Linked DNA regions of Homo sapiens: region 1 is linked to region 2. A link is an interaction called in ENCODE POLR2A ChIA-PET data of the cell type or tissue named here. Cell type or tissue: HCT116. All regions are shown on one strand. Each heading gives the region's core, and the rest is flanking DNA. Links, peaks and the distances in the headings are about the cores only.

Region 1 (4,386 bases), core at 1-4,000, 180 kb before region 2:
AAATGTAAGCAAATAAGAATATATATTCATATCCATCCTTTCTTTCTTAAACACTTGCCCATTACACACATTTTAATCCACCTTAATATTGACCTTTTAAAAAATGTATGTCTAGGAATATGTCACTTGTTTATCCTTTGGCTCAACCTGCTCCCTGGTTTTTTTCTCACTGGTTTGTCACACACTTCTAAAAGCAGATACCCAATGACAAGAGCAAGAATGTGCTTTAAAGGCAGATGTGGATCTGAGTCTGAATTCCAGCTCTGCCCTTTACTTGCTATGTGACTTTAGACAAATATGTTTAATCTCTCTGGGTCTCATTGTCTTCATCTGTAAAACGAATAAGATAAAACCTTCTTCCTTGGGTTATGGTGAATAATCTGCAGAAGAACAGTGCCCAGCACATAGTAAAGATCAGATATGTGAGTTGTTTTCAATTGTGTTACTCTGGGTTTTCTTTTATATTCTTGTCAATGTGATGATTCCAAGAATCTTACAAGTACTGAATATGATTTGCCCTATTTCAGCTCCTGAAGGAGCAGACACCTCTCAGGCTAAGTGAACAGTCAAGAGCACTGAAAGGGGTCAGGGCTGCTCAGATAGTATCCACAGTTGGGGGCTGGCTTGCTTTGATCCTGGCCAGCCTAACAGAGCTATGTCCTGTTCTGCAAAGCCACCACCACTTCTTGCCTTCCTTCTTTTCTTTTCCCCTTCCCTTCCCTTTCCTTTCCTTTCTCCTTCCTTCCTTCCCTTCCTCCCTCCCTCCCTCCCTCCCTCCCTCCCTTCCTTCCTTCCTTCCTTCCTTCCTTCCTTCCTTTTTTTTTGTTTTTAGAGTCTCACTCACTCTGTCACCTAGGCTAGAGTGCAATGGCACGAACTCGGCTTACTGTAACCTCCGCCTCCTGAGTTAAGTGATTCTAGTGCCTCAGCCTCCTGAGTAGCTGGGATTACAGGCGTGCACCACCACACCTGGCTAATTTTTGTATTTTTTAGTAGAGACAGGATTTCACCATGTTTGGCCAGGCTGATCTTGAACTCCTGATCTCAAGTGATCCACCTGCCTCAGCCTTCCAAAGTACTGGGGTTACAGGCGTCAGCCACTGTGCCCAGCCCCCAGTTTTCTTTCTCGGCTGAGCTCTTTCCTATCCCAGGCTGCAACATCCTTCCAGAAGCTTCTTCCAGCCTCTGCAGCATCCTGAGGAAGCTTCCTTTTAAACTTGGAAAGGGCTTTCTTACTCTATTCTCAGAGCCCTGGGGCTTAGGTTAAGAGCTCCATCCTCTTCCCTTCCACTGCCTTTGAGGTTTTATGATCATGTGACATCATTACCACACTCTGCCATCATGTGATTGCATCATTATATCGGTAACCATTACTAAGTTAACACAATTACACTGTCAGATTGTCATATCAAGTTGCTGGGTTGTGTGCCTTGTTACAGTCATTTCAACACTACAATATCACTGATTACATGGTTACCTCATTATAGCCCAGTACTGTTAACCTATAGTGCACCGACCCATCATTTCCTGGCTGACAGTAGCAAATTGCCATATGGTTATACTGTTTTTGGATTACATCGTTACAGCCCTACACTACACTATCACTTGTATCTTGGCAGTGATACATCATCTTTACTGTGCTATGGTATTATAGGATTATTTTGGGTTAATACTATACTGTTACTTTGTTACAGAATTAAATTGGCCCATCCAAACTGCAATGCAAAACTGGAGACTAGGAGAGTGGGGCAGGAGGGTATATCTCCCCATTCTACATCCAGAGGCCAATTTACTCCCCTGAGCTACTTCCCTGTAATTCTGTCTATTGGCCATCATGCCCTGGCATGTCAAACTCAGGCACAAATACTCAATATGCAAAGGCATGTCATGATCTCTAGCCCCAAGTTAGCGTCTCTTCTTACCTCTGCTGGTGGCCCATCAGCTGCCAGGCTCTTGGAACACCCTTGGAGGCAATCATCTTTGCCCTATCTCTCCTCCTCACCTTCATAACCAATTGGCAGCCAAGTCCAGATATGCTACCTCAGTGAGGCTACCACCAGGCCTTCTTGGGCCAGACACTTGGAGATGGAGCCCACCCAGCTTACCTGTCCCCCTCTGTCCCTCAGGGAGACTTCCTTATCACAGATCTTCCTTCCACAGGTCAACCTGCATCTCTCTCTCTCTCTCACTCTCACTCCATTTCATCCCCCATCTCATCATTGCACTAGCCTTCTAATAGTCTCCCTGCCTCAAACTTTCCCTTCAACCACCTTGTCTGGCAGCTAGAATTAACTTGTAAATAAAACTTTGCATCAGGTCACCTTAGAAGTAGTCAGTGCCCTCCCCCCAGTTAAGGATAGGAAAATGGTCAAACAGTCTGGCATTGATTGCCCTTCACAAACTGGTCTCCCTGGCCCTCATCTCTCTCATCCAGTCAGTACCCAAGTCTTGTCAGTTCAACCTCCAGCAAATATATGAGTATCAGTTTTGGAAAGTTCCCTTTCCAACTATTACCCAATATTTCCAACTATTACTTCTCCCTTGAACAACCCCATGCTTCAGCCAGCCCATGTTTGCACAGAGCCTGCTTCTTTCAGACCCCACTTCCCTACTCTTCTGGGAAGTCCTCCTAACCATTCTCTCTGCCATTCTACTCTGCAGCCCTCAGCAGCCTCTCCCTCGTCTGAGCCCACAAGGCACAGCTGATTTGGGTCAGTTTGATGGGCTCACAAATATTCTCTGAGGGTTTCTCAGCCTCTAGCCAACCCAGCTTGTCTTGGGCTATCAAGAGAGTTCTGACACTGGGGAACTTGGCCTCAGACAAGGGGGAGAGCCAAGACAGGGCTAGGCAATTCTTCATTCAGTACATTTATTCTGGTATCCATTAAATGCCAGGCTCTGAGAAAAAAGACATTGACTCCACTCTTGTGAAACTTAACATTTTTGTGGAAAGACAGATAATGCACAAGTACTTGCCAGATGACATGTTGATGAATGAAAAAATTTGAGGAGCTGTAAAAGCATATCAAGCAGTCAGGGAGGGCTTCCTGGTGGAGGTGACATTTAATCTGCGATCTTAAGGATCATCAGGAGTTAGTCAAGTGAACGTGGGGATTGCAGGGTAGGAGTACTTCATGCTGAGAGAACAGCCTGTGCAAAGGTCAGAAGGGAGGGGCAGTGGGGCTGGAGCAGAGAGCAAAGGAGCATGCTGGAGGCAAGGCCAGGGCACAGGCTGAAGCTTCGTGGCTTGTAAGTCAAGGGTTTGAACTTGATCTCTTGCAGGCCCATGATGATCCCCAGAAGAGTGTTAAGCTGGATGTTAGTATCAGGGAGGGAGGCAGTGCAGCAGGATGTTATTTGCATTAAAAAAAAAATAACATTAGCCACAAGCAAGAGCCTGAATCAGGAGAGCAGGCAGAGCAGATGATGGCTCAGCCTTGACTGGTGGCAGAGAGCTAGAAGCAAGTGGACCAGATGTGATGTATTTACAGGAGGCTGAACTCTCAGGATTTGGATTTTGATTGGATGGGAGAGATGAGGGAGTGGGAGGAGTCAAGGATAATGATGGGATTCTGGCTTGAGCCATGGAGTGGATGATGGTGCTGTTCTCTCAGATTAGGATCAATGGATGGGACAAAATTGTGCCTTGGGTTCTGCACACATGTTCACCTAGGATGTTTGAGAATAATGACAGGGGAGTGTGGGGAGTTTGGGCCTCACCCAGTCAAGGGGTTGAAGAAGTCTTCCTGGTTGGACTAGCTGATGGCAAGGCCATGACTAAATGTGGCTGAGGGGCCAAGATAGGAGGTTGGGCCTACGACTGGGATCTGGGGGGACCTGAAAGTCAGAGGAGCAGGAGGCCTGGAGGCTTGGAAGGGGACCCAGGGTGGCCCAAGGCTTGGGTGACTCCAGCATTGGTTGGTGACAGACGGCTAGGTTGGGCTGGGCTGCCCTCTCCTCCTCCGATAATTAATCCCGCACGGGGGCCGCGGGCGATGACAGGGCTGTCTAGCGTGCACTTAAGCATTAAATGACCAATTTCTGTCAGACTAACTTCCCCAACCTCCCCATCCCCTCCCCTGCTGCCCACCCCCTGCCTGTACCCCCTCCTCCGCCCCCTGCACTCTGAGTTTTTCAGCAACTGATGGCTCCTGGTTCATTTCTGTGGAATTAATTGGTCCCTGAATGAATTCTGTTGACAGGGCAATTTATCATGTGTTTGGGCTGACAGTGCGGGTGTTGGGGGTAGGGGGTGGGGATATGGACTAGGGGGGACGGGATGAGGGGGAGGAGGGGGTTTGAGTTGGGGTGAATATTGACCCTAGATGGTACCAATGCAAGGGCTTGGGGTACCATAGAACACCCCAATTGTGGCTTCATCCTTGG
Region 2 (8,293 bases), core at 2,467-6,466:
AACACAGATATGGCCAACTCCTTGGAATTTAGTGTCACCATCAACTGTCTTGTTACACCCTTTTCATGCTCCTGACACTCATACCTGTCCCTACATGCCCATATCCACACCCACAACTCCACATACCAGCCCTCATACCCCATCTCTACTTGCCTGCTCCCTATACCTGTCCTCATGCCCTGCCCCACACGCATCCCTTTTGACTTATTCAGATCCTACCCACAATATACCCTTTCCCATATTAGTGTCCTCAGTGTCTATTCTCCCATACATGTCCCCGGATCTCCTGCCTGTCCTCATATGCACAATTCCCATAGAGAACACTGTCCACATCCCCTCCCCACATCAGCTTCCCTCCAGGGAGCTCACACTGGGACAGGCTTTCAGGGACCCTGCCAGGCCTGCTTCAGGGGAGTCCTCTCCCTACCATTCCCACCCACCCCACCCCCGACCTGATCCCCTTCATCAGCCCACCTACCATCACAGGCCCCCAAACCTCATCCACACTCTCCAAGTGGGCTGATTTCCTTGAGCTGAGCCTGCATCTGTATAATGGGGAGAATATTTGTAAAAGACTCATGGGCTTGCTGAAATGATGATTTTATGAGATAATGCGGGTCACCGGCTTAGCACAGAGCCTGGCATGCATGAGCACTCCCCAGTGTTAGCTGTTGACTTTAGCTGGGAGGAAATAATCGAGTAAACTCCCCACACCAGGCTCGGGACTGCCTAAACCTCTCAGTGACCTTCAGGATGATCTGTTTTTCATAGGATTTGCTTGAGAAAGGCCCAGCCCAGCCCGAGTGATTGAAACTCAAATGGGAGGAAAAGATCTCCCAAGAAAGCCTGCTTGTTTGTGTTCTCACCTATCCCCTCCTACCCCGCTCCCATACCTCATATACCTGTTTGTCCACTACTCTCCCTCAAAGTGGGTCTGGAGTGTGTGGAAGGAGGGAACTGGACAACGTTCTCCCACCCACTGCCTTCCTTCAGTAAACCTCTCCTAAGGTGGAGATAGGTTAATCTGGCTTTGGAATGGAGTGTGGGTGGGGTCTTGGGGCCCTGGGAGCTGAAATTTCTCATGAAAGGACAAGAAGAGGGCTCCCCTTCCCACAGATTCCTCCGTTTCCACTGGAAACTCAAGGAGTCAAAGGAAGATGGGGAAAAGGCCACGTCTTAGGGAGAGGAAGTGGCATAGGAGAGCTGGGTGTAAGCCTCGTACTCCCATCTGCCCCTCTAACCTCCCTGGTTGGGGGTAGGAGGCGTCTGGGGGTGGACGCTGGGGAAAGAGAGATACCCTCTGTCCCACTCCCTGAGCCTCTCCTTCCAAACCAGGGTCGGGCCGGCGGGCTTCCGGGAGGAGGTGTCAGGGCTGCGCTCTCTGGGGCCGACAGGCGGGAGCGCACGGGCACGCGGCTCCTCTGAGAATCCCCGTCACCGCCGAAATCGCCGAAATTGGCTGCAACTAGTAAAGATGCCAGGAATTTGCACCTTGCTCTGTGACCTAAAGCAAAAATGACATGAACATTGACAAATTTGACAAGGAAATTTGTGCAAAAAACAACTTCTATTTGGCTAGCCAAGCAGCAAATATGCCGGATGATACGCTTTATTAAGCAATCCATTTCTCAGCAATAGCGGCGCCATCTGCAAAGGTTACCGCGCATCAGGCTCGGCACAGAATTTCATCTGCGTCTGCAGTCGGGGCCGCACGCGGACACATTTTTCATGTACATGCGATTCCGGATGCAAATAGAATCCGTGATGAAGGAGGTGACCTTCCGGGCGGAGCCGCGCGCGCTAAAGTCACGCGCAGGCCCGCGGGGAGCGGGCGGGGCAGGCGAGCGTGAGGCACTGCGTGGGTCTGGGGCTGAGGCTGGACCACCAGGGGGTGAGGGAGGGGTCAGAAGCGCGGGTCGTTGGGGGAGAGATCACAGATCTTTGGGTCTTTTCGTTGGAGGTCTGGAAGGAATTTAGGAGGGCATTGGCTCAACCCTCTCACAGATGTGGAAACTGAGGCCCAGCACGGGAAAAGGTCTTGGCCAAGGTCATACAGGTTAGTAATGGTAGGACTGAAGCTAGGCCCGGGGAACCTTGACTTTCAGTCCAGCCGGCAGGCAGGACTCAAGAGTGCAGTGGTTTATATATCTGGGTTCAATTGTTTCATTACTGCTAACTGTATAACTTTTGAGCCAATCAATAAACCTTTCTGCGCCTTCGTTTCCTGTTCTGTCAAATGGAGATATGCTATTGCCCACCTCATAGACTGGTTATGAGGACTGAGTCAATACGCATAATAATAATATAATAATAATGTGTGGCCAGGCATGGTGGCTCACGCCTGTGATCCCAGCACTTTGGGAGGCCGAGGTGGGTGGATCACTTGAGGTCAGGAGTTCGAGACCAGCCTGGCCAACACGGTGAAACCCCATCTCTACTAAAAATACAAAAATTAGCCGGGCATGGTGGCACACGCCTGTAATCCCAGCTACTCGGGAGGCTGAGGCATGAGAATCACTTGAATCCAGAAGACAGAGGTTGCAGTGAGCCAAGATCTCACTACTGCACTCCACTCTGGGCAACAGAGCAAGACTCTGTCTCAAAACAAACAAGCAAATGGATAATGTGGTGCCTTGTTCTTGGGTTAGTCCAGGCTCTCTTTAAGGTAATCTTATGAAAAACAGGCAATCCTAAAAGCTGACTTGCAAGGGGAAGGCACTGAATGGAAAGCTCTTGTGGAGGCAGAATGGGTATAGGTGGGGAGAAATGGGTGAGTCACAATGGGGTGGTGGCAGATGCCTTATCTCTCTTAGAAGGAAGTCCCCTGCTCCCTTCTCTGCTCCCTCCACCCCCTCTTTATTTTACCCCATTTTACAGCCACCTCCCCATGAAAAGAAATAAATTGCATCTTCGTTTCTTACTCCCAGTCTTGTTCAGTTATTCACATCTACTCCAATTTGGCTTGTGGTCCATTGGGACCCCAAGGTCTGTCTGTCTTTCATGATTCCCCATCATGCTTGTGCTCTCAGTTATTGTTCATTCTTTTTGGTTTTCTATTGAGTGAGGGGTCACTCAGGGAGGTGCTGTGCTTCTCACTGATAAAGCCACCCCAATGATGACGTCTCCTTCTCCCACCATGAGTGGCCTAACCCCCACACCTTTGGTAACAATTTCTGATTTCAGATAAAATTCCACTTCTCTCACTGGTCTACATTACTCACTCTCATGATTTTCCTTTTCTCTAAAGTCCCTCCACTCCCTTCCCAACTAAGACTAGTACACTGATGGTACATAAAGAAATTATGGTGTTAATTTTACTCTCTGGTGGTCCCCTCACCCCCACCTCCCCAGCTTAGGGTCCCTCTCTACAGTTCTTAAAACTCCTAGGGAGAGTTCAAGCACCAGTGCCCACCCCTCGACCCCAGTGTTTTTGGAATGGACAAGGTTTACTGCTCACTGGGTCTAGTTCCTCTGTGATTCTTGCACCCTGCCTCCCCACCATCCTCCATACAGTTCTCAAACCCACAGCACTGCCCCCCAACGCCCATAACTATGGGGAAGGTTTGGAGTATGACAGACCTGGCCTCCAAGGTAAGCTTCCAAACCTAGCAACACTGTGATCTTAAGCCAATCAACCTCTCCGAACCTCATTTTTCTCATCTGCATAATGGGGGATATTGATAGTAACAACCTCTAAGGCTGTTGGAAGGTTTCCACGACATAAAATATGATAAATCAATCATTAAATAAATGGATTTCTGCTTCTATTTCCATTTGGCTTCCCCTACTCTCAGCGGCTGTGCAATCTCTCCATCCCTTTGCCACCCTCCACCCCGTAAGTTTATTTTGTTTGTTTGTTTGTTTGTTTGTTTTTTCCAAAGGGCCAGGTTTTCAACCAAATGAAGATCCAATCCTACCCCAAGTCCTCACCTCGGGACTCAACCTGGATTATGGAACAGAAGTCAGAGATATGTTTGTTGGTTTGTTTAACCTTCATGAAGCACCTACAAAGTGTTAGCTGAGATGAGCTCTCATCTATCCCCACCTCTACCTCCAAAGTAGCTGCAGGCACAGGTCAGCCACGCCAGGAGGTGGTACTGGAGTGCCCTACCTCCTCCAAGTACCCTGAAGCATGGCAGCTGAGGTCTTGCCTCTGGCAAGAGATGATGGAGCGGGAAACCACCAGAAAACATTCTAGAGGTAGAAGGAGGGCCCATCTGCGGCCTTCGCTCTCCTGCTGTCCTTTCCTCTCCATCTTCTTTCCACCCCCAACAAACCCCCCCCACCCTCCGCCTCTAGGGTTCGCGTCCAGCTCGAGGATTCCTTGACCGCCCTGTGCAGCAGTTTCGCAAGGCCACCTCGGGGGCGGGTGCAGGAGGAGGTGCCCGCAGGGCAGAACAGCCCTTCCGCAGCACCTCTTAGGTAGGGAACCCCCAAACCCTAGCCCCAGCGCCCTGCAGTTTCTCGCCAGGCCAGAAGGCCGGTGGGGCGGGGCCTGGGGCGAGGGGCGGGGCCCCAGTTCTGCCCGCCCCTTCGCCCGCCGCTGCGCCCCGCCCGCCGCGGCCCTAGCCGGCCGGCCCGCCCCTTCCCCCGGCCCGGGCACGCTACAGTAATCCAGAATGTGTATTTCTGCAGATGATTAAATCAATACAATCCTGACAGGACTTGTTGGAACATGCTTCTTTATTTTGCGCAATTCCTTCCCCGCGTCGCCGGCATTTATCACCTGCTCGGCTGTCAGCGCCGAGATTGTGCGGGGCGAGGGCGGGGCGGGGTGGGGTGGGGGAGGGAAGCTCCGGGGGGTGGGGGCTGGGACCCGAGGCGGGCGGAGCGGACCCGCCGCCACCCTGCACCCACGCCAACGAATAAACTTAGGGGTCGGGCTGTGCCCCCAACCCACGCACTGCCCGCGCCAGTCTCCCTCTGTCCGGGTGGGTGAGGGCGGAGGACAGGGAGACGGGATGGGGCCGGGAGGCAGGGGAGGCCGCAGAGGCAGGAAGCCAAGGGCCGCTCCCGTACACCCCTTTACACGCCGAGCCCCCACTCGAGGTCACAGCCCCGGCGAACGAGACTCCCGCGAATCCTCTCACCCTCCTCTGACCTTGGTCCCTGCAGCTGGGGACCCTTGGAGGTGGGATGGGGGAGAGGAGAATGGGGCTCCACTGCCCTGGGGATCGGTGGACCTCGGCCCGCTGGCCAGGGAGAGAAGGATGGAGGTTTGAGGCAGGAAGAGGAGGAGAAGGGTAAAGAAGAGCAGGGGGAAGCGGAGGACAACTTGGAGGAAGCAGGGGAGGAGGGAGGAGAGCAGAAAAGGGAAGAGGAAGGCTGGAGGGCGAGGAAGAGGAGGAGGGGAGGCAGGCAAGGAGGAGGACGAGGAGGAAGGCTCGGAAGCGGTGGCGGCCGGTGACAGGTGCCTCGCGGTGGCGGCCCTCGGCAGACGTGATTGCCGCGGTGGCTGCGCGCCGGAGCGTGACTTTACAACTAATCCTGTTTGTAAGTTATTATTTATCTTCAGGAAAGTTTGTCAAACTTGGGCTTTGATTTTTCGCCCTGATTTCCCTCTTGTGGCGCGCTCTCGCACGCGCTCCCATATAATTTATGACTGCCTCTGGTCCTGATGACAGATTATTAAAAGTAGAATTAGTTTTTCGCGCAGAATTTTTCCACTGGGAATTGGGAAGGCAGCGCTCTCCGCGGAAGGTCTCCGGCGAGGTCTCCATTACTAATAGAAGTTTTTTGATGGGGTGAGGAGACTAATGATTTGAATTTACTGTGGCAGCAGTCACGTGGGCGGGAAGGCATCAGCCGAAGAGACAAGAGGTTAACTTTCTCCCTGTGGAGAGGTTTATTGGATTGTTTAGCAGCAGAAGGATAATGTTTTTGTCATAGACTGCTGGTGCCGCGCTGCAGTGCGGTGGCCGCCAGCGCCGGGAGAGGGGAGAGGGGAGAGAGGGGGAGGGGGGAGCCGAGGAGACCGCGAGAGGCAGACAGACCGACGGACGCAGGCCGGGCGAGCCAGGGAGCTGCAGGGGCACCCGCACGGAGACACAGCGAGGCGGGGGAGGGCGACAGAGGCAGAAGGACTCCAGAGAGACCGAGACGCAGAGTGACAGACAGAAAGACAACAGCCCCAAGAAACACTGCAGAGAGAAAGAGGGGAGGGCTAGGGGAGCGACAACCAGAGGGCAGAACCACAGCGCGACAGGAAGGAGTGCAGGGGCGGGAGGGCCGCTCCCAGCTGCCAGGGACTAGAGAGAAGGCCCAGGAGGAAGACGGGGGCCCGGGGACGTCCAGGGCCGCCGTCGAACCCCGGGGTGAGGGGCGATGGTGACCCCAGGGCCGGGCCGCTTCCACCCGGGCTATCTGCCTGGGTTTCCGGGAGGCGCAGGCCGCGCCGGCGTCACCAGTCCCGCCGGGGTGGGCCAGTCGGGACCCGCGGGAGGGGGCTAGGGGGGGTGGGGAGTCGCGCGGCGACGGCGGCGGCGGCGCGTTCACCTGGCCGTGCGCTCGGAACTTGTACTCCCAGCATGCCTCGACAACATGGGAACCGGAGGGGAGTCGCTGCGCAGCTGAGAGCCTCGGCTTAATCTTATGCACCATTAAGCACTCAGCAGCAAGCCCGTCCTGTTCATATACATCATCCACGCTTAATAAACATAATGATGACATAAGATGTAATTCTAGATGAATTTTCATTTTATAGGGAAATGGAGAATTCCTGTAGAAGGGAAAAAAAGTAAATTATCTGGGAAGTGCAAAATAAATGATGTTGCTCCCAGAGATGAATAGAGGTGTTAGAGGGAGAGAGGGAGAGGAGGAAGGAGGGAGGGCGGGAGCGAGGGGAGAGAGAGAAGGAGAGACACAGAGACAAGGAGAGATAGAGTCACACAGAGAGACAGAGACGGGGCAGAGAACGCCACGCGGGTGTGGGGGTGGGGCGGGCTGCGGCGACGTGGGGGAGGAACCCGGAGGGCTGGAGGCGGCAGGCGTCTGGGTGGGAGCCGCGGGGGGCCGGGGCCAGCGTTTGGCGGAGGGGCCGAGGGCTGGGGGCGGCAGCGGCCCGGGCCGAGGCGAGGGTGACGGTGACGGACGGGGCCGGGCCGGGCGGCTCATTCATCAAGGGAAGGATCAGGGGCCCGCGGAGTCACTTACGGGCGGAAATTGAATTCTGATGAAAGCGCGGAGAGGCGAGGGCGGGGGAGCGAGGACCAGGCTGGGGCAGAGTTCCCAGACTTGCTAAGGGGGAGGGAGAAGGGCCCGCAGAGACTTTCCAGATTGAAGTCCACGCCTCCTTCCTGTCTGGAACCCACCCGACCCCCACCCGCATGCCCAGTCACCTCGCAGGGCTGTCCTGCCCGGCTTGGGAAAGTGGTGAGGCCTGAGGATGAGGCCAAATCTAGTGGAAGCCCTCTCCCTGTGGATTTTGACTGCCAGGTGCCCTGGTCTGACCAGGGAATGGCTGTGGGAACGGGGGATGAGGTCAGAGAAATAAAGGGGGCCCTTCAGTGAGAGAATTAGAGGGAAAGGGGGTAAGAATAGTTAATGGAGATTTGGTGGTGGAACTTCAATGAGTCAGGGAGGGGAAGGGCAGCTACATGGAGGGGGTGCAAAAGGGTCAGGGTAGTTAATGGAGGAAGCCAGGGAGAGGGTCTTGGGGGCTAAAGGGATATGGTGGAGGGTCGGGTGAAGGGCTTGGGGAATCCCTGGTGGGAGGGACAGTGTAGCTAATATGGAAGGCTGGCCGGGGAGAGGAGAAGTGGGGCTGTCAGCATATTAACTGCAGAGACTTCCCCTATTAAGAGGGAAGCACCTGGTGAATGAAAACAGCAGCCTGGATAACACTGACAGGGGTCCCGGGATGGATATGGGGAACCCCCCAGGACAGCATGGGGCACAGTCAGTTCCATCCAGCGTCTCCCCCTGTGAATGGGGACCTCTCAGCTGGCAGGAAGACCCCAAGCTTCTCCTGCTAAGGGAATGAGGTGGACAGTTTCTGCTGCCCCAGGCAGAGAAAGAAGATAAAGACAGGAGCCATGGAGAACTGGGGCTGGGGTTTAATTCTGCTGGGTTGGGCGAGGGAGAGGGGCTCCAAACAGGAGCCTCCCCCAACCCCCGCCCCCCGGGCACATGTGTCCAAATCCACCCTAACTCTCCACATGCTCTGCAGTCCGCCACTAGCTGGTCCACAAAGCCTTTGCGAACTGCTCCTTCCCCTCACTCAGGGGTACTCAAAGCCTGGTGCCCAAAGAGAATGGAGCCCAGCAGGTCTGGTCTGCAGCAGGTAAAGAGAAGG

Evidence for each region. ChIA-PET counts read pairs that join two places held together with the same protein. Peaks named below come from ENCODE experiments on the same cell type or tissue, not always from the same donor. Only the 100,000 strongest peaks of a DNase experiment are listed, where the experiment ranks them.
Region 1: POLR2A ChIA-PET joins it to region 2 with 5 read pairs; 3 of 35 experiments call an interaction of 5 or more read pairs at or near these places.

Annotation. Positions count from the first base shown.
Region 1 is chr10:100,836,231-100,840,616 of GRCh38, reverse strand. No RefSeq gene overlaps it. Among named protein-coding and RNA genes, the nearest start is that of SLF2, 75 kb to the left of the region's middle. In HCT116, for the core only: no CTCF peak of the experiment used is centred there; no DNase peak of the experiment used is centred there; H3K27me3 peaks cover 492 bases.
Region 2 is chr10:100,652,957-100,661,249 of GRCh38, reverse strand. No RefSeq gene overlaps it. Among named protein-coding and RNA genes, the nearest start is that of PAX2, 88 kb to the left of the region's middle. In HCT116, for the core only: no CTCF peak of the experiment used is centred there; a DNase peak (open chromatin) is centred at 4,520; H3K4me3 peaks cover 544 bases.